Linked DNA regions of Homo sapiens: region 2 is linked to region 1. A link is a loop called in an ENCODE intact Hi-C map of the cell type or tissue named here. Cell type or tissue: chondrocyte. All regions are shown on one strand. Links, peaks and the distances in the headings refer to the core of each region. The heading gives the core; the rest is flanking DNA.

Region 1 (10,326 bases), core at 3,441-8,440:
TCAAGCCACATCAAGTCAGGAAGGGACAGGGCTGACCCTCAGAGCAGAGGTTCTCATCCCTGATGTATAGGGAGGTTCTCATCCCTGATGCACAGGGGCCTCTTAAGGCCCCTGTGGTGCTCTTAAGAGCAGAACTGAGAACCGTGATCCACAGCCCCATGGGCCTGGGAGCCTCATGTCTTCGACAGACAGTTTTTGTTTGCTTGTTGCACTGCAAACTTCTCAGAGCTTGGAACAAGCCAATGCACAGTGTGATGCTGTGTTTCCCAAATTCATATGGACATGGAGCCACTTCCAGGAGAAGCAGGTGGAGCTAGGGTTCCTGGGACACCATTTTGGAAATCTCTGGGCCAATTCATAGGTCATACAAGTGGAAGAAATGACTGGGACAAAGGTTGAAAAGGAAGACCACCATGACAGGGTGCTGAAGAGTTTGGACTTTATCCTGTATTAATAGGGAGTCATCCAAGCATGGTTGTGTGCTGTTTTGTTCTTAATGTGTCTATTTATATAGATTTTAATCAAACAAAAGGGATATTATCGATATCTCCAATGCTTCGGTCTCCCAGTTAATAATATCTCTTGGAAAGCCACCTCATTCTTTTTAATCCGTCATGACGATGAGCTATAATTTATCTACTTCGTCCCTGACAACAACCTCTCTGGTCTCCAAGGCTTTTTGCTTTTCCAAGCAATAGTGTCATAAACCTCCCTGGATGTAAAGCATGGTGAACTTTTGCAAATACATCTTCAGGGGAAAGTTTAGCAGTGGGATGACTGGGTTAAAGGGTAAATCCTTTTATACTTCGAGAGCCACTGCCAAATTTTCTTCCAGAGTAAAATGAAATGATACTTGGAGTTTGCTTTAAAGTATTCTTACTTCTTCCATAAAAACTGGCAGCGGGAGAGAGAAGAAATCAAAATGGCATCATGTTGACAATTATCAAAACCGGGTGATGGGCATATGGGAGCTCATTTTGCTATTCTCTCTACTTTTGTGTACATCTGGAATTTTCCACAGTTAAAAAAAAAGTCACCTTGAAAAGTTCTACAAATTATCACTTGCCCTAATCATGACTAAGAATATCTTTCCCCTTATACATCTACTAGCAATGACACCATCAAAGTTTGTTTGTTGTTGTTGTTTTCCTTTTTTTATCTTTTTTTTTTTTTTTTGAAATGGAGTTTTGCTCTTGTCACCCAGGCTGGAGTGCAATGGCATGATCTCGGCTCACTGAAACCTCTGCTTCCTGGATTCAAGTGATTCTCCTGCCTCAGCTTCCCAAGTAGCTGAGATTACAGGCACCCACCACCACACCCTGCTAATTTCTGTATTTTTAGTAGAGATGGGGTTTCACCATGCTGGACAGCTGGTCTCGAACTCTTGACTTCAAGTGATCCACCTGCCTCAGCCTCCCAAACTGCTGGGATGACAGGTGTGAGCCACTGCACCCGGCCTTTCCTTTTTTTTTTTTTTTTGAGATAGGGTCTCATTCTGTCACCAAGACTGGAGTGCAATGGTGTGATCACCACTGATGGCTCACTGCAGCCTTGAACTCGTAGGCCCAAGTGATCCTCCCACCTCAGCCTCCCGAGTAGCTCAGACTACACGTGTGTGCCACCATACCTGGCTAATTTTTGCATTTTTTGTAGAGATGAGGTCTCACAATGTTGCCCAGGCTGGTCTCAAACTGCTGGGCTCAAGCTATCCTCCTGCCCTGACCTCCCAAAGTGTTGGGATTATAGCTGTGAGCCACCATGCCTGGCCCTTTTGTCTTTCTTCATAGTTGAAACAGATCTCTCTGTTGCTTCAGTTTCCGTTTATTTAATTATGAGTAAAATTGAACTTCTGTTGTAGTTTGAATGTATCCCCCAAAGTTCATGTTTTGGAAACGTAATCTCCAATGCAATACTGTTGAGAGATGGGACCGTTAAGAGGAGATTAGGTCACAAAGGCAGAGATTAATGGCCTTATAGATTAATGCCATTACCAGGGGAGTGGGTTAGTTATTGCAGTTATGGAGGGAGTGGGTTCCTGATAAAAGGATGAGTTTGGTCCCCTTCCTTCTCTGTCTCTCTCTCTCCCCCCACTCCCCTCTCTACCCTTCCACCTCCTGCCATGGGATGCTGCAGCATGAAGGCCCTCGCCAGATGCAGCCCCCTAACCCTGGACTTCCCAGCCTCCAGAATTCTCAGAAGTAAATCTCTCTACTCTGTTAAATCACCCAGTCTCAAGTGTTCAGTTAGAGCAGCACAGAACAGACAAAGACCACATCCTTCCCTATATTTCGTGGTTGCTTCTTGTTCTCCTTCTTGTTTCTTAGGAACTGGCTGTTCCTATCCTTTGCCTATTCTTGTCTGCAGTCTTGGCCTTCCTGGTTTGTGTGAGCTTTTCATAAACATGGGAAGAGGCCTTGGCACAGGTGTTGTGAATGCATTTTCCCAGTTACTTTTTCATTTTCCAACTTTGTTTTTCGGTCTTTCTCCATACAGACAATTCCCTCAGGCCACATTCCTTCCTTCTTTTTCCTGTGTCTGGGCATCGAGTAGTTTGAAGGAGCTCTCTTTTGTGGCAGTGTGAATGCTGGATAGAGCAGAACTGGCCTCAGGGCTGAAGTGGTGGCCTGGGAGAGAGTTGTGAGGTGAGGATGGGACACCATGGCCAACAGGGAGCCAGGCCTGAGCTGGGAACAGCAGGATGACTCTGCATTTTCTGAGCTGAGTAACTGGGTGGGTGATGATGTCACTGACTAGGATAGGGAAGCTAGGACAAGCGGAGTTCACGGAAACACAGCAATTCCCCTCTATGGGGCACGTCTCACCCTATGTGGTTACACCTGCTTGTATACCTGACTCCCCTTCTAGACATGGGACAGGGACCCTGCCTCCTTCTCTCTGTCCCTGGAAATGGCCATAGCAAAGAGTGCCCAATAACTGCAGATATGAATAAATGAATGAACAAATTAATAAATGAATGGCTCCAGCACTTTGGGAGGCCAAGACGGGCAGATCACTTGAGGCCAGGAGTTCGAGAACAGCCTGGCCAACATGGCGAAACCCTGACTCTACTAAAAATACAAAAATTAGCCAGGTGTGGTGGCACATGCCTGTAATCCCAGCTACTCGGGAGGCTGAGGCAGGAGAATCGCTTGAACCCAGGAGATGGAGGTTGCAGCAAGCCAAGATCACACTGCTGCACTCCAGACTGGGAGAGAGAGCCAGACTCTGTCTCAAAAAATAAAATATGTCCGGGTACGGTGGCTCACGCCTGTAATCCCAGCACTTTGAGAGGCTGAGGCGGGCAGATCATAAGGTCAGGAGATCAAGACCATCCTGACCAACATGGTGAAACCCCGTCTCTGCTAAAAATACAAAAATTAGCTGGGTGTGGTGGGACGTGCCTGTAATCCCAGCTACTCAGGAGGCTCAGGCACGAGAATCACTTGAACCCAGGAGGTGGAGGTTGCAGTGAGCCGAGATCGTGCTACTGCACTCCAGGCTGGCAACAGAGTAAGACTCCATCTGAAAAATAATAATAGTAAATAAAAATAAAATAAAATAAATGTTGCTGGGTGCAGTGGCTCACACCTGTAATCCCAGCACTTTGGAAGGCCGAGGCGGGTAGATCACCTGAGGTCAGGAGTTCGAGACCAGCCTGACCAACATGGAGAAACCCCGTCTCTAGTAAAAATACAAAAAATTAGCCGGGCGTGGTAGCGTATTCCTGTAATCCCAGCTACTCTGGAGGCTGAGGCAGGAGAATCGCTTGAACCCAGGAGGCAGAGGTTGCACTGAGCCAAGATCACACCATTGCACTCCAGCCTGGGCAACAAAAGCGAAACTCTGTCTCAAAAAATAATAATAAAATAAAATAAATTTTAATTTATTTTAAATAATTTAAAATTTATAAATTAAATTTTATAATTTTATATTATAAACAGATTTAATTATTTAAATATAATTACAAATAAATATATAATTAAAATTTAATAATTTTAAAATAAATTTAATTTAATTTAATTTAAAAATCAATGAGTAAATGGCTTGAGTGTGTGGTCCCTCTGTCCAGGTGGAGATGCTGGGAGGTGGAAGGCAGAATTCACAACCGAAGGGATTTTCTCCTCCCTAGTCGCCTCCCCCAGTAGTTGATGGCGGCTGCCACACCTCAAGCCAAGCAGGGGACCTGGCAGTGTTCACCCGCCAGCTGCGTGAACGCCCGTAACTCTTTACGGCAGAAGACCAAGGGTGCGTCTGGTCCTCAGAACTGCAGGATGCACCGGCAGCGATGGAGAAGCCTCCTTGGATGAGGCAGGGTGAGGAAGGAGACCAGACAAGCAAGTCCTCCTCCCAGAGGCAGGGACAGGAAGCAGGAGCAAGGGGCCACCAGGGAAGCTGCAGGGGCTAGAACCCAGGGAACTTTCTAGAAAGGCTAGCTGGCCCTAACAGACCCCTGGCCTGGAGGAAGACCTCCAGGGCAGGTTAGGCGGGCCAGTCACATCTCCGGGGGTGATTTAAAAGGCACCACCTTGGGACAAAAGGATGGAAGCATTGACCAGACAAATGCCTGACCCGGCAGCAGCAGAAAAGGATGCATGGAACCCTGTGGGGTTCCCACCTCATGAGGTCGTCTCTCCTCATTCTTGTGCTCGGTGGCTCCCAAGGGGCAGGCTCTAGTGCTCCCCATGGAGACCCCAGGCCCAGCCGCCTTCCAAGGCTCATGCCCTGTTAAACGGGGACACGCTCCGGCCGCCCGGGATCCCCAAATCTGTAGCAGGAGCGCCCTCTGCTGGCCATCTTGGGTGGCGCCTCTGCGCTGCAGTCCCGAGAGGAGCCCGCGAGGCCGCGGGAGGAATGCAGGGACCCTGGAGACCCATCCTCCACCTGCGCTCTGCAAACTACTCCTTCTCCCCCAGGGTCCTGGCTCCTCCTCGCCATCTTCAGCTTCACCGTCTCTAGTCCCTTAACAGCCAGAGCACCAGGCCCCGGCTGGGCCGTGTGTCCATGCCTCTGCCTCCAGGCGCATGGACACAACATTCCCTTCTGAAGCTGGCCTGCGCTGTGTATCACCCCCTATCCCCCATCCCTCCATCTCAAAAAAGCCCTTCCCTGCCTTTGGCACGTGTCCCTCCCCCACGCCCACCCGCTCAAGTCCCTCTGTTAATAAACTGCTAACCCCAAAACCAGCCTTCCCTCCAGCTTGCCCGGCCCCGAGTCTGAGGGTCCCTGGAGCAGACACGCTCCACCCGCGGGGACCTCTCCCTCCTGTCAACTCCTGAGGAGCGGCAGCGGCTTCTGGGCTTCCCACGCGGGGTGTGACACCAACGGGGGACATAATACAAACGAACGAGGGTAAAGTCCGTGTGCACACCTGTGCATGGCCACATGCGGATGTGCGTCCAGGCGTGCCTTGCAGGTGTGTGGGCAGTGACTGCGCCCACCCCTCTGTCGGGTCTCGCCACGCTTAGCTGGGTGGGCTCCTTCCAACCCAGGCTGGGGCTGAGCAGGAGGAAGCCGCGGCCTCGCCCCCAGAGGGCAGCACTGAGCTGTTCTGGCCCGACTGCTGCCAGACTCTACCCGGAGAGGAGTCCTGAGTTTCCCCGTCCAGGGCCTGGGGGAAGGACTTCAAATCTGTAAAGGAAAGCAAGGAATCAAATCCCAAATCCAGGCTAGCGGTTACACTGCGGGCAGAGCGCGAGGCGCACATCGAAGCTAAAATGTCCAAAATTGGGCAGTGGATTCACGGATGTTTGTTGTGCTTTTATTCTTTTTTTGTTTTTTTCTTTTTTTTTTTTTTTTTTTTTTTTGAGGTCGAGTTTCACTCTTGTCGCCCAGGCTGGAGTGAAATGGGGTGATCTCGGCTCACTGCAACCTCCACCTCCTGGGTTCAAGCGATTCTCCTGCCTCAGCCTCCCAAGTAGCTGGGATTACAGGCGCCTGCCACCACGCCCGGCTAATTTTTGTATTTTTAGTAGAGACAGGGTTTCACCATGTTGGCCAGGCTGGTCTCGAACTCCTGACCTCAGGTGATCCGCCCACCTCGGCCTCCCAAAGTGCTGGGATTACTGGCGTGAGCCACAGCGCCCGGCAGTGCCTTCATTCTTAAATCCTACACATATTTTGTAAATATTATTTTGAATCTATTCAGTATTACTCTTTTCAAAATAAAGGCCTCCGAGCCCTCTCTAGAATGTGGAAAGACCACTCATCGCTCAGTGGAGCAAAGTGAGCCTACAAGCTCCCCAGATCGCCCCCAGAACCCCCAGAATGCAGAGGGCTCTGAGTGTCTCTGGGGTTGCCTGTGGCTTTGGGGAAGGGGAGAGCCTGGACCCAGGCTTCTTTACCGCCCGGAGTCCCGGGTCAGCACTCCTGCAGGATAAGCCACACATCGACACGCAGCTCACACACACACACACACACTTCCAGATTCATACACAGGTGCATGCTCACAGGTTGACACACACATGCTCAAAGACTCATACACACACGTTCACACATAGCTCACATGCACATACACACACACATTGAGACTCTCAGACACACACAGACTGATACACGTACATTCACACACAGCTCATACGAACATTTACACTCTCAAATTCACACACAGGCACATGCTCACAGGCTGACACACACTCAAAGACTCATATACACACATTCACACACAGTTCACATGCACACTCACACTCCCAGATTCACACACAGGCGCATGCTCACAGATCGATACACACACACTCAAAGACTCCTATATACACATTCACACATAGCTCACAGGCACATCCACACACACACATTGACACTCTCAGACATGCGCACACACAAAGACTCACACACACACGTTCACACACAGCTCACACACACACTCCCAGATTCACACACAGGCGCATGCTCACAGATACACACTCAAAGACTCATATACACACATTCACACACACATTGACACTCTCAGACACATGCACACACAAAGACTCACACACACGTTCACACACAGCTCATACACACACTCACACTCCCAGATTCACACACAGGCACATGCTCACAGGCTGACACACACTCAAAGACTCATACCCATTCACGTGCCGCTCACATGTACATTCACACACATACACTGACATTCCCAGACTCACACACACCAGCACATGCTCACAAACTTCCCCATACTCACAAACTTCCCCATACTCACACTCACACTCATAGACTCATGTCCACACTGTCACCCACTCATGGACACACGCGCAAACTTTCACATTCACACAACCTCTCACGGGTACACACCTTACACACTCACACAAAGACGCCATTGCCACTCTGGCCTGTTAATCTTACATCCTCATCAGGAAAGAGGAGGGGCTTGTATCCTCCCTGATTGCAAGAGAGATTTCTAGAATGTTCCCAGGAGACCCCAGTCCCAAGGTAGAGGGATATTCCTCCTGGACTGGAGGAAGCAGAATCGGGGCCAGGACTGGGCCTCAGAGGAACTCCCCGGGCTTCCTGTACCCACTCACTAGCTCATCCTCTCACTCCCCAGCCCATACGTGGGAGAGCCTGACCTGGGGACATGACAGGGGACACACAGCAGGCCCTGATCTTGGGGAGCTCCTGGACCTCACGAGACACCGTGGAGACCTGTGCAGGCTGGCCTGTGGGAGTGCCCATGAGGGGTCCCTGACCCAGCCTCAAGGCAGGACAGGTGGGGAAAGGATCTGAGCAGGTCCAGCACAGCAGGAGACACAGGAGATGCCGGCCTTCCAGGCAGGGTGATGGGCACATGCCATGGCAGGGGGCACCCTCAGGGAAGCATGAGATGTCCCAGGCCAGGGGAGCTGGCTGGAAAGGCAGGGGGTGGGGGCTGGGCCTGGCAAGGTGAGCAGGGGCCCACCTGGGAGAGGCCCACCTGGGAGAGGCCCTGCGTGCCACACGAGGGAGCGGGGCCTTGCTCCTGAAAGCCACAGGGAGCCCTGATTAACTGCACAGGACAGGAGAGGACACAGCTGCTCTGCAGAGGCACACAGCTTGTACCCAAAACCTGCAGGAGGGCAGGTGGTCCTCAGCCTCCATTCCAGGAGCAGAGCAGGCCCAGGAGCCCACCACTGGTCCAGGGAAACCCCCCACAGGTACAGCCACGTTCTTCCCTGATTCATCACAACGAGGCCCCTGTAAGTGACAGAGGGTCGGTCTGTGCAGACCTGGAAACACACGGCCCCAAGACCTGGGATCCTGAAGAAGCAGTGCCAGCTCCTCCCAGACAGCCCGCCCCAGCTGGCCCGCTGGCTCCAGCCCAGCCAGGAGCGAGGGCAGTGGGGGAGCCCCACAGGAGGGAACGGGGGCTCAGGAGGCCTGGTGGGGCAGAGCTGGGACAGCTGGGCGAAGGGGCTGGGTCCTGGCTCCGCGACGAGGGCCCATTCCTGGGTGAGGGAGGGTGGGGCAGCCCACACATTCCAGCTGCTGCCGCTCCCGCCAGCCAGTACCAGCCTGTTCTCGCCTGTTCCCACTAGGTCCCAGGCTGCCCTGGGCCCAGCTCCCAGTGCCAGCTCCCAGAATCCTTCAGGGTTCAGACTCTAACTACAGGGACGCCAGTGCGAATGTCCAGAAGACCACCCCACAGAAACAAGTGCCTCCCCCACCAACACACATGCACACACACACCCCACCAACACACACACACGCATGCATGCACACACACTACCACCAACCAACACACATGCACACACACAAACACACACCCTACCAACACACACACACACCACCAACACACGCATGCACACACACTACCACCAACCAACACACATGCACACACATACACAGACACACACCCTACCAACACACATGCACACACATACACACACCCCACCAACACACACGCATGCACACACATACACACACATACACACACACTGCACACACACCCCAACACACATGCATGCACACACACATGAACCCCACCAACACACATGAACACACACTCACATCCCAGCAACACATGTCTGCACACATGCACACACACACGCCATCAACACACATGCACATACACACACACAAAGCCATCCTCAACCACAGGACACAGACACAGAGCAGGGTTTTCAGGAGCTGAGGCACTTCCTTCCACTGCAGGCAGCACCCAGCCAGGACAAAGTTCTATCCTCTTGCCACAAGGCCCTGGACAGAGAAGCAGGGAAAGCAGCCAAGGTCCCCAGAGAGCCCCTGGAATGGGGCACCCCAGAGCCAGCCCCAGGGCTCAGCCAAAGAAAGCTGGGGAAGTGAGGAGCTGCCCCCAGAAAGAGGAGCCAAGGGGTCTCTGCCCCAGCCTGGGACACCTCAGCCAGGCTTGCCCACCACTGCTCTGCAAGGGGCTAGGTGGGGCCAGGGGGCTGCACCTGCTCTGGTCCCTGCCCCCCAACCCAGCTGCCTGGAGCTCAGCCTGCCGCCCTCACCGTGGAGGCTACGCTAGATGCCCAGGACCAGTGTCCCACCCCATCCCTCAGCCTCTGCTCCCACAGCCCTGCTGTCACCCTTCCTGTCCTCCCTGCAGGACAGAATTCCCACGCCCACCCTGGGCCCAGGGCCAGGAACTGCTGGTTCCCACCAAGGCTTGGGAAGTGATTTCTGCAGACCAAGCCACCCTGGGCCCACCCTGGGCCCATCACAGGTTCCCAGGAAACAGCTTGGCCCTACCTGCTGCGAGGCATGACAGAGGGGACCAGCCCTGGGCTGTGCTCAGAAATGCTGAGGCCTCAGAACTGGGCAACAGGGAGGCAAGGAGGTCCCCCATGGGTGGTTGTTGGTGTGATTGAAATGCTGGCTCTACCAGTAGCCCTCCAGGAAGAGGCTAAACAGTGAGCAAGGTCCCCAAATCCCAAACTTGAAGTTTCCTTCCCCAATCACCATCCAGGGGCCCTGCCAGACTCACAGACAGTGATGGAGAAGCTACAGCGCTAAGTTGGGGGGTCCTGTGGTGGAGAAGATGCAGGTCCCAGCACAGCTCATCTCAGCTCCCAACACACATCCTCAGTCTCATGGTCACATTCCATCCACCAAGAACCCAGGGACATTCAGCTAGGCTTGGTGGTGTGCACCTGTGATCCCAGCTACTCAGGAGGCTGGGGTGGGAGAACCGCTTGAGCCCAGGAGATCAAGCCTGCACGAGCTGTGATGGCGTCACTGCACTCCAACCTGGGCGACAGAGTGAGGCCCTATCTCAAAAATAACAAAAAAAAATTTTAATTAAGTGAAAAACAAAAAGCGCCCAGGGACATTGGGAAAGGGAGTTCCTACCCCCACTTTCCAGGAAAGAAAACAGAGGCCCAAAGAGAGGAAGTGGATTGTGGGAAG
Region 2 (10,326 bases), core at 2,669-7,668, 790 kb before region 1:
GGATATGTATAGGTATCTGTTGAATGAATGAATAAATAAATCTAGGGTCAGGAGACTTGGAGCTTGACCTAGTTAAAAAGCTACAATTGAAAGATTTTTAGATCAACATTGATAGAGGAATAATTTTTCTTTGATTGTTTAGTTAAAGTTCAATTTAACTGAAAGGTAAAAGCCAGTTAAAATAATGCTTTATTATTTGATTTTTTTTTCTGACAAAATGAAACATAATTTAAATGATCCATAGTGATCCTAAATAGATTTTTAGTTCAGAGATAAATTATCATAAGGACATAAGATGTTTGGATATATGTGTATAGCAAGTGTTTTATGATACATATTCTACATGTTGGGAATGTAGTTTTATATGATTAAGTTTTCAGAGTGCCAATGCTTTGGAAAGTGCAGCTAAAAAGTCTCCCTGTGGACAAATTGGCAAATAATTGTGTAACCTGCTACTTCAGCTTTGTGTCTTTGGTGTTATAATATTATATTGTCCTTTAGCTCCTCAGAAATGATCTCCTCTTTAATGCAACTGTTACCTGTGTACCCTGGAGGTGACAGATAATCATGATAATGATGACTAAAACTTTCATCAGGTTCTCCTCCCTACTGAGACCTTCCTTTCCCTTGAGCAGTTCTTGTCTTCCCACTGGCCAGCGTTCAGTTCTATCTCCTTCAGCTCTGCAAGCTGTAAAAACACCTTCCATAGTCACACAGGGGAACTGAGTAAAATTCTCCTAACTTCACATCACCTGAAGGACTTTTTCTTACCCCTAGCCTCTGAGTAATAACACTGAGAAGGACTTCATTGTTGTGCTTTCCTATAACACCACTGCTGGATTCTGATTAGCCTGGATCTAATTCTGTAGTACTAATTTTTGTTCCAGGATTATCTCTATTGGATGCTGATTATATATATTTGTATTTTTTAAATGATAAACATTTATTTTATTATTTGTCAGCCTACTCAGTCATATATTAGATAGGCTAGGGAAGTTTAACATTAAAATTATCATCCAGAATCAGCACATAAGGCTGTTTAAAATGGGTATCCAGTGAAAACACCGTAAAGCACCTTGGGAGGTACTTTTTATCCAATGTAAATTGTAATATACAATGTAAAAACTGTATGAAACTTTATCATGTATTTGCCTTTAGATCATAAAAACTGAGGTTATTTTCAATAGACTATGTAGAGTCTTACATATAGTTGGTGCTAAATAAAAGCTTGTTGAAGGAATTGAAGCCATCCTCACAGAATTAAGAATTCTGGGCAGAAATGTAGTTATAATTAAGCTTTAACCAGGCTGCACTTTGACCCACTTCCTTGTAACTAAACATCACATAACCTTAGATTCTGACCATTTGCATCCCCATTGTTCCTGTAGATAGAAATTCTAATGTTAGAACCATGAGGCTTTTGTTTAAGAATTGCTTAAACGGATCCTGAATTACTGTGGAACTGCTAACGCCAACCAATTTAAAGACTCCCACAGACAAACCAAATGAGCATGAGAGTACAGTTTCTTTCTCTCCCTGTCCTGGGACTTCACCCTGTACTCTTCAACTAATCAACAATCTCTATGCTTTGGCTCACTCCAAAACTCTTAAAAACCCTCGCCCCAGAGTCCCCGGGAAGATGGATTTGGGGTTTTCTCTTTTCTCCTCATTTGTTGGCCTTACCATTAAACCTCTGTCTCTGTTGCAACCTGGTGCCTCTGGGTATTGACTTGCTGTGAACATCCAGGCAATGAACCTATTACAGCTACAGAATGAATACACAAATAAATGCATATGTGATGCCCCACTTGTATACATAAATAAGCCAGCGGAGAAAACCAAACACCACATGTTCTCACTCATAAATGGAAGTTGAACAATGAGAACATGTGGACACAGGGAGGGGAGCATCACACACCGGGGCCTGTCGGGGAGTGAGGGACTAGGGGAGGGATAACATTAAGGAGAAATACCTAATGTAGATGATGGGTTGATGGGTGCAGCAAACCACCATGGCACGTGTATGCCTATGTTACAAATCTGCACGTTCTGCACATGTATCTCAGAACTTAAAGTATAATAATAAAAAATAAAAATTACACTGCAACTTGTCAAAAAAGTTATACTTGTTGCTCTGTTTATTTGAAACGTGAAATTGCAGCCTGACGTGATTTCTTTAAAATCCCATGTTACTTGCAAATAAATGAAATATTTCAAAATGAGTACACTTAGCAGAAACTTAGTAGTGTATGTATAACTTCAGGAGATCAATAAGTGCAAGTCAGTAACTAAAATGACCATATTCTTACCAACCAAGGTCATAGCGTCGTGTGTTTACGGTGTTTTTAAAGATTTCAAAATGCCGGGCTAATGTGATTATATGTGATATTATTGTTGTCTTTTTGTACAAAGTGAGTCATCTCAAGTTGAGTAACTTGTTCTGAGTAAGATAATGACTCACTGAGAAAGCCTGAAATACCATCTAAATGGCTTCTATTAGAGCCCACTGCTGTCTGTGGACTGTTTTATCAGTGTGATTTATTTACAGGTCTGCTTCTAAATTGCGTATTTGTTCCATCATTTTGAAGAAGAGTTGCATTTCATTAAGAATATGTACATAGTGAAAAAACAATGACATATTTTAGCAACTAGAATTCGCAATGAATTTAATTCTAAAGAAGAGTAGTATGCAGAATTTTTTTCCTGAAAAAGCTTGATGCTCATGTTTTTACAGTCTATAAAGTTAAAATATCTATTCTGAGTTTTGCAAACAATTTATTGCATGTGTGTAAAGCATTGCATTTATTTATAATTCTGCTATATTATGCTAATTTAAGAAATAAACCCTAAAATCATGCATGACAATTCCCAAGAATGCTAAGCTTTTTTTGAGACGGAGTCTCACTCTGTCGCCCAGGCTGGAATGCAGTGGTGCGATCTCAGCTCACTGCAAGCTCTGCCTCCCGGGTTCACACCATTCTCCCGCCTCAGCCTCCCAAGTAGCTGGGACTACAGGTGCCCGCCACCACGCCCGGATAATTTTCTGTATTTTTAGTAGAGACAGGGTTTCTCTGTGTTAGCCAGGATGGTCTCAATCTCCTGACCTCATGATCTGCCCGCTTCGGCCTCCCAAAGTTCTGGGATTATAGGCGTGAGCCACTGCTCCCAGCCCCAGTTTTTCTTAATTTATTTTATATACTCTGTATTTAGTTGTAGAATCCTCCCCTTCAATTTGAGCAGCTACATTAATATTAGCATTTTAGACAGGCACCGTGGTTTGCACCTTTCATCAGGCATCTGACATTTGACTAAAATGGCAGTAGTCTGAGGTGGGAGGATCACTTGAGCCCAGGAATTTGAGGCTGCAGTGAGCTATGAGCACACCATTGCACTACAGCCTGGGTGACAGAGAGCGACCCCATCTCTGAAGAAAGCACATCTTATAGTTTCAAAGTGCTTTATGGCTTGTTAAGCTCCTTCACAGAAGTTGGCTTATTTGATGCTCACAACTTGTGATAGAGGGAAGATAAATATTATTCCCCCCTCCCCATATGTTGGGTGAGAAAAGTGCACTTTTTTTTTTTACAAAAGTGGAATAATTTAGGATTGTGCATGAAGGGAAGAAAAAGAATAAATATGTCTGGGGGAAATATGTAAACCAGTTCATTTCTTTAGTTGTAGAGAGACTTTTTTTCTTTGCATAATAATAGCAGGTAATATTTAGTGCTTACTATATGCCAAGTGTGAATTGACCCATAGAATTCTCATAATAGGGCGTGAAGCAGGTATCCTTTTTTGCCTTGATTTTAGGGAACAGAGAACTATGGAACAGAGAGGTAAGTAAAACCATTAGAAAGTGCCAGAGCTGGGACCCAAACTCAGGCCTTTGAACTGTGCTTTTAACCTCTATGCTCAGTGGTGTACTGGTGTAAAACAGTTTTCTGGGAAATACATTTTAAAAGCCCAAGTTCCATTTGTGTAAATACTCCCATCATGGCCAATTTCAAGCTGCCCATGGTTTAATAGCCAGCTTGGAAAATTCCTGAATATTTACTGATCAGTGATTAAGAGCCAGCTTGCCCTAGGACACCTTTGACGATCCTACATGGCCTCTCTGCGCCTGTGGACAGTATCATCTGAAGAAAGAATATTCAATTATTATTTTAAAATTGACTATTGAGTTAATATTTACTTACAATGAAATATATTCGTTTTAAATGTGCAGTTTGAAGAGCCTTGCTAAATGGACCCATCACCACAGTCAAGATACGGAACACTTCCATCGGTCCCAAAGGTTCTCAGGTGCCCCTTCCAGGTTAACCAGTTAATTCTCACTCCTCCCACACCTTTCAGCTCAGGTGACCACTGAGCTTATTTCTGTCACTATAGATGAGATTTTATCTTTCTGAAAGTTTCATATAAATGGAATCATACAGTATGTATTCTTTTGTGTCTGGTTTCTTTAGCTCAGCACAATCTTGGATTCAGTTCCAAGATTTAAGAAACATTTACTACCCCATAAAAAAATCATTTACTCAGCTATATGATTAAGAATTTCATTTTCATTTGATATTTGAGTATGTTTTTAAAGCCTGAGTAGTTATTGATTGGCTGGTTTTCTTAACTCTAAATAATTGCTAACTTTCTTTTTCACTTTATGCCTTGTAGAACTGCCTCCTTACTGGTGAACTTTTTGGAAACTAATTATTAGTTAAATAAGACAATTTTAATTTGCTAAGTTGATCGTTGTAAAAGGTTTGCTTTTTTTCTTCTTTCTTGTTTTAAAAGATAAACCTTCTAGTATCAATACATCTCAAGTGGCTTGAACACACAGGCTTAGCTTATTTTTATTTTATTTTATTTTATTTTTTGAGACGGAATCTTGCTCTGTTGCCCAGGCTGGAGTGCAGTGGTGTGATCTTGGCTCACTGCAACCTCCGCCTCCTGGGTTCAAGCTATTCTCCTGCCTCAGCCTCCCTAGTAGCTGGGACTACAGGCGCACGCCACCACTCCTGGCTAATTTTTGTATTTTTAGTAGAGATAGGGTTTCGCCATGTTAGCCAGGCTGGTCTCGAACTCCTGACCTCAAGTGACCCACCTGCCTTGGCCTCCCAAAGTGCTGGGATTACAGGCATGAGCCACCGCGCCCAGCCAGGTTAGTTTATTTTAAAGTTCATTTCTTGAGACTCCAGAAGATGGCACTCTTACAAAGCCTAAAGAAATAAAGCTTTGGCTTTGTTTTTCTACGTGGTTGTTTTTCTAGGTGGTTCCTTCCTGCTGTGACCCATTTGCAAAGCCATTTGTTTGGGAGAATAACATTTATTTTTTTTTCTGATTATCAGAGTCATATATGCTGTTTGTTAAACATTTTAATAAAGGTATTCTTCAAACCCCTTGCTAATCCCCAAGAGATAACTACTATAACAGTTCAGTATATATACAGTATTTTCCAGACCTTCCACTAGCTTTTACACACAACATATGCATATCAAAGTAAAAATTTAAATTTGTAAAATTTTAGATTTTAGGATAATCATAAACAATGTACTTGTCTTTTGCTATAGGATTCTTTATTCAGTTTTTTTTTCTTAGGAGTTCTTTTCTTTAAAGACAGACCTTCCACTTCTGCAATTCATTACTTGCCGAGTCCAAAGGGACCTCTCACATCTGTGTTGAATTAGGGCTTGTGGCCTAGTGAATGAGGGATAGACTCTCATGATAAGGATGCTGCTATGGTCTGAAAGTTTTTGTCCCCCCATATTTGTATGTTGAGACCTAATCACCAATGACCCAGTATTAGGAGGTGGGGTTTTCGAGAGTGGATTAGGTCATGAGGGTGGAGCCCTGGCGAAGGGGATTATTGTCCTTATAAATGAGGCCCTGGGGCATTGCTTTGTCCCTTCTGCCATGTGAGGATATATCGAGAAGCTGTGTATGATCCAGAAAGCGGGTCCTTATCAGACAGTGAAGCTGCCTCCAGAACTGTGAGAAATAAGTTTCTCTCATTTTTAAGCCACGCGGTCCGAGGTATTTTGTTCTAGCCGCCCGAAGGGACTGATAGATGCTGTGCTAGTTGCATTTCTTGTCAGTGAGAACAGGGCAAAGTGAAGTTACATAATAAGAAATGTAATGCTTCCTTTGCCAAGTGAAGACTTATAGGATATTTTGGCCAAGATAGTATCAGAAAAGGACTATTATTTGGGTCTTGCTGGCTGTGCCATGAAATCCTAGCCATTGGAACTTCAATGGGAAATTTTGTGAAATCACGAATTTTTTTCAGATAGTTTTTTCCCCCACGATATAACCCTGCCGGTAGCTGACTTCCCCAAGAGCATATAGTCCAGGAGACCAAGGAAGAACTGAAAGGCCTTTGTGATCTATCTTTGGAGGTCATATACTGTCACTTCTTCAATAAATCTGCTCCTCGTTCATTGTGAGAAGGAACTACACAAGGGAATGAAGACCAGGAGGCAGGGATCACTGGCACCAACCTGGAGGCTGCCACAAGTCACCAATATGTGGGTGCTATTTAAAACCATGGGATTGGCTGGGTGCGGTGGCTCACACCTGTAATCCCAGCACTTTGGGAGGCCGAGGCGGGCAGATCATGAGGTCAAGAGATGGAGACCATCCTGGCCAACATGGCAAAACCCTGTCTCTACCAAAATTACAAAAATTAGCTGGGCGTGGTGGTGTATGCCTATAGCCCCAGCTACTCAGGAGGCTGAGGCAGAAGAATCGCTTGAACCTGGGAGGTGGAGGTTGCAGTGAGCCAAGATTACACCATTGTACTCCAGCCTGGGCAACAGAGCGAGACTCCCTCTCAAACAAACAAACAAAACCCATGGGATAAGATCAGGGAGGAGAGGCTGGGGAGGGATCAGATGAGGTTACCTGGGGAGGGAGTATAGAGAAAAGACAAGAGGATTGAGCCAACATTCAGTCACAGAAGTCTGAGAAAAAGCTGCCTACAGAGTGATGGCTCTGGGAGCTTTGTGGTAAAAAATTTCCAAGAGAAGGGAATGCTGAGAAACTATGGTACTAGCTAATAAATGACCCTTGCATTTATACTTGTGCAAAATCCTTTCCCCTTTGAGTCTCACACCATTCTTATGTAGTTGTAAGGAAAACAGATGTTATTTAAAGCAGTAACTATTTGCAGACACTTTTGAGCACCAGGGAAGTAGAATCCTTTATTTATTACTTGGGGGCTGTGGACCTTGTTCAGAGGCCTTGATAAAATCCTTTTGAGTCTGAAAGGTAAAGGTTACCCTAGGATGTGTGCTGGAAGGTGAAGGCTAGACAAAGAGAGCTGAGCGTATAATAAAGTGAGATGAGTGGAGGATCTGAAACCATTAAAAATATTTTTTTCTTTTCTTTTTTTTGAGACAGGGTCTTACTCTGTTGCCCAGGCTGGAGTGCAGTGGCACGATAACAGCTCACTGCATTCTTGACCTTCCCAGGCTCAGGTAATCCTTCCACCTCAGCCTCCCAAGTAGCTGGGACTACAGGTGTGCACCCCCACACCCGACTAATTTTTTTTTATTTTTTAAATTTTTTTTGTAGAGACAGAGTTTTACCATGTTGTCCAGGCTGGTCTTGAATTCCTGGGCCCAAGCAATCTGCCCATATTGGCCTCCCAAAGTGCTGGGATTACAGACGTGAGCCACTGCATCTGGCCATATAAATGATATTAAAAGGAAAAGCTGCATACTGAAGCAAATCAGCTTAAGTTGGCTGACTAGCCATTGGCCTTTGGACTCAGCTCTGGAATTCCTCTTGTCTAACACAACTCCTCCCTCTCCCTTCTGCTTCTTTGACACTCCTTATTCACCATGTCTCCTTGTTTCTTCATCCCACTTTGGTTTCATACAGTAAATAATAATAAGACACAAATATTGAGTACTTTCTAGGTGCCAATAGTTTCCAGGTTCCTAGTGCTTTAGGTACACGACCTCATTTCATCTTCACAAAACCCGTGCCATGAAGCAGGTGCAGTCATTGCTATCATTTCCACTTTAAGAAACTGAGGAACACAGAGGTTAAATTACTTGTTATTAAGTAGCAGAGCCGGAAATTGAACCCAGTGTGATGTTAGAGGCCAGGCTCTTAATCATTGAATTTTGCCCATTTTCCTTTTAGGGTTTTGAATTTGGCAACCCATGTTGAACCACCATCTACTCAGGCTGAGACTTTGGCTGCCTTTTTCCCTAATGCAGAACATGATTTTTGTTACTGACTTGTGGGTCTGACCTGCCCCAGTGGGGACCCCACCCTGGGCCTCACTGCTGCCAGCTAGGAGAAAGGAGAGCAGAACCATGTTTGTTCACACCCTCTGTCTTTTCACATGTATTTGCCCTGTTGCCTTTCTCCCTCGTCTACCTGGATGATTTCTTTATGTAGCATTTCATTGCCCCTCCTGGAAAATTGTTCACTTCTTCCATGTGTCCTTCGAAGTTCTGTTTGTTTTCTTTTTTTTGCTTTTTTTTTTTTTGAGACAGAGTCTCACTCTATTGCCATGCTGGAGTGCAGTGGTGCAATCTTGGCTCACTGCAACCTTCGCCTCCCGGGTTCAAGTGATTCGCCTGCCTCAGCCTCCTGAGTAGCTGGGATTACAGCCACCTGCAACTGCACCCGGCTAATTTTTGTATTTTTAGTTAAGATGGGGTTTCACCATGTTGGCCAGGATGGTCTTGATCTCTTGAGCTCATGATCTGCCCGCCTCAGCCTCCCAAAGTGCTGGGATTACGGGCGTGAGCCATGGTGCCCAGCCCTTTGAACTTCTATTCAACAGATCTCACTGTATCAACATTCTTGGTAGGTGTTTATCTCTGCCCTCAACCATGAGCTCCTCAAGGCAAGGACCATATCATATTCATCACTGAGCCTCCAACCTGGCACACTGTAGGGGCTCAGCGTTTCTTGACTGCATGAATGATGGTGCTAGAAAATGAACAGGACAACTCTCAACTGCTGTAGTAGACAATATAATTTTGCTACAACCTTGATGAGCTTACATAAAAAGGCCAGAACTTCTAAAAGAATCTTCTTTTAGCTTAATCCTCAAACCCTGACATCTTCATCCCAGTTTTATCTACATTATCATTATTATCATTATTAATGTTGTGTAGAGATGGGGGTCTCTCTATGTTGTCCAGGCTGGTCTTGAACTCCGGGCCTCAAGCAATCATCTTGCCTCTCAGCCTCCCAAAGTGCTGGGATTATAGGTGTGAGTCATTACTCCCAGCCTCTATTTTATTAGTAGTATTTCAAAAACTTCTCTCTATGCTCTTGACATTCTTGTTGGAATCAAGGCATACATTTCACATTATTACCATTCATCTTTTATTACAATTAACTCTATTAAAACAATACTACTTGATTAAAGCTCTATGATTAAAAAATATTCCGGGTTACCAGAAGAAAGTTCGTTAAAAGACTACTCCAGGTCCAGAAGGATATAAGGTAATTTTGATTTGTTACAAAGACCAACATGACCAAAATGACTTGTGACTGAATATTGTTTCAGAAGGGCAAAAAGGATTCAATGTGAATAGGGAATCCAAAGAAAATGGAACAGACAAAAATAGGGATTGAAGTAATACAGCATGTTACTCTGAAAGGAATAATTTCTACTTGTAAATTTCTTGTTCCTAAGGAACCAATCATGGGGCAGATCTTGTGAAATTTTACATTAGTTCTTCAATTTCCTGAACTTGAGATGAGACCACCTCACCATTCACCATCTCCTGCACAACTGTCTTGATTTTTCGGGTTTTGGTTGGGTCTAAAGATAAAAATGGAATAAGGGGGCAAGAGTTAGTGTTTCAAATATTAATCCAACACTGGTTGTTTAATGTAGGCTTCTAAATTAAGCATTGGTTGATACAATCCATCTAATTAAACTTTCAAAAGTAAATTTTACTTCTCAAAAATGTGTTTTAGCCAATGACAATGAAATGTATTCAGTGTTGCCTTGTACATATATGAAAACTTTTTTTAAGAAAACATTTCAAAGGTGGTTATGGTGATCATAATACCTTGCAGCAGAGTAGGTTTTTTCCCTTCTGCTTTGCCATTTTTTTTATTTTTTAATTTTAATTTTAATTTTCTTAAAGACAGGGTCTGGCTCTGTTGCCCAGGTAGGAATGCAGTGGCATGATCATAGCTCACTATAACCTCTAACTCCCGGGCTCAAGCGGTCCTCCTGCCTCAGCCTCCAGAGTAGCCGAGATCACAGGTATACACCACCACACCCAGCTATTTTTTTTCTTAAGTTTTTTGTAGAGATGGGGTCTCGCTATTTGCCCAGGTGGGTCACGAACT

The links. A loop is a pair of places that touch in the nucleus more often than their neighbours do. Peaks named below come from ENCODE experiments on the same cell type or tissue, not always from the same donor. Only the 100,000 strongest peaks of a DNase experiment are listed, where the experiment ranks them.
Region 2: it touches region 1 in a loop (4-fold over the local background); 30 of 110 quality-filtered maps call a loop at or near these places.

What each region holds. Positions count from the first base shown.
Region 1 is chr17:41,643,287-41,653,612 of GRCh38, forward strand. LOC124904004 (a long non-coding RNA gene) reads right to left here. Exons shown (of 2, transcript XR_007065756.1): 1 at 9,905-10,326; 2 at 3,991-5,628. Among named protein-coding and RNA genes, the nearest start is that of KRT17, 24 kb to the left of the region's middle. RefSeq lists enhancers at 4,089-4,964, 4,517-4,666, 4,697-4,856, 5,255-5,364, 10,264-10,326. In chondrocyte, for the core only: CTCF peaks have their summits at 4,781 (motif pointing left) and 5,511 (motif pointing right); no DNase peak of the experiment used is centred there.
Region 2 is chr17:40,851,972-40,862,297 of GRCh38, forward strand. All of the region lies in intron 1 of LOC105371777 (a long non-coding RNA gene), which reads left to right. It overlaps KRT12 (keratin 12), which reads right to left. Exons shown (of 8, transcript NM_000223.4): 8 at 9,332-9,787. The coding sequence ends at 9,690. Among named protein-coding and RNA genes, the nearest start is that of KRT12, 10 kb to the right of the region's middle. RefSeq lists an enhancer at 5,026-5,320. In chondrocyte, for the core only: CTCF peaks have their summits at 5,200 (motif pointing right) and 5,410; no DNase peak of the experiment used is centred there.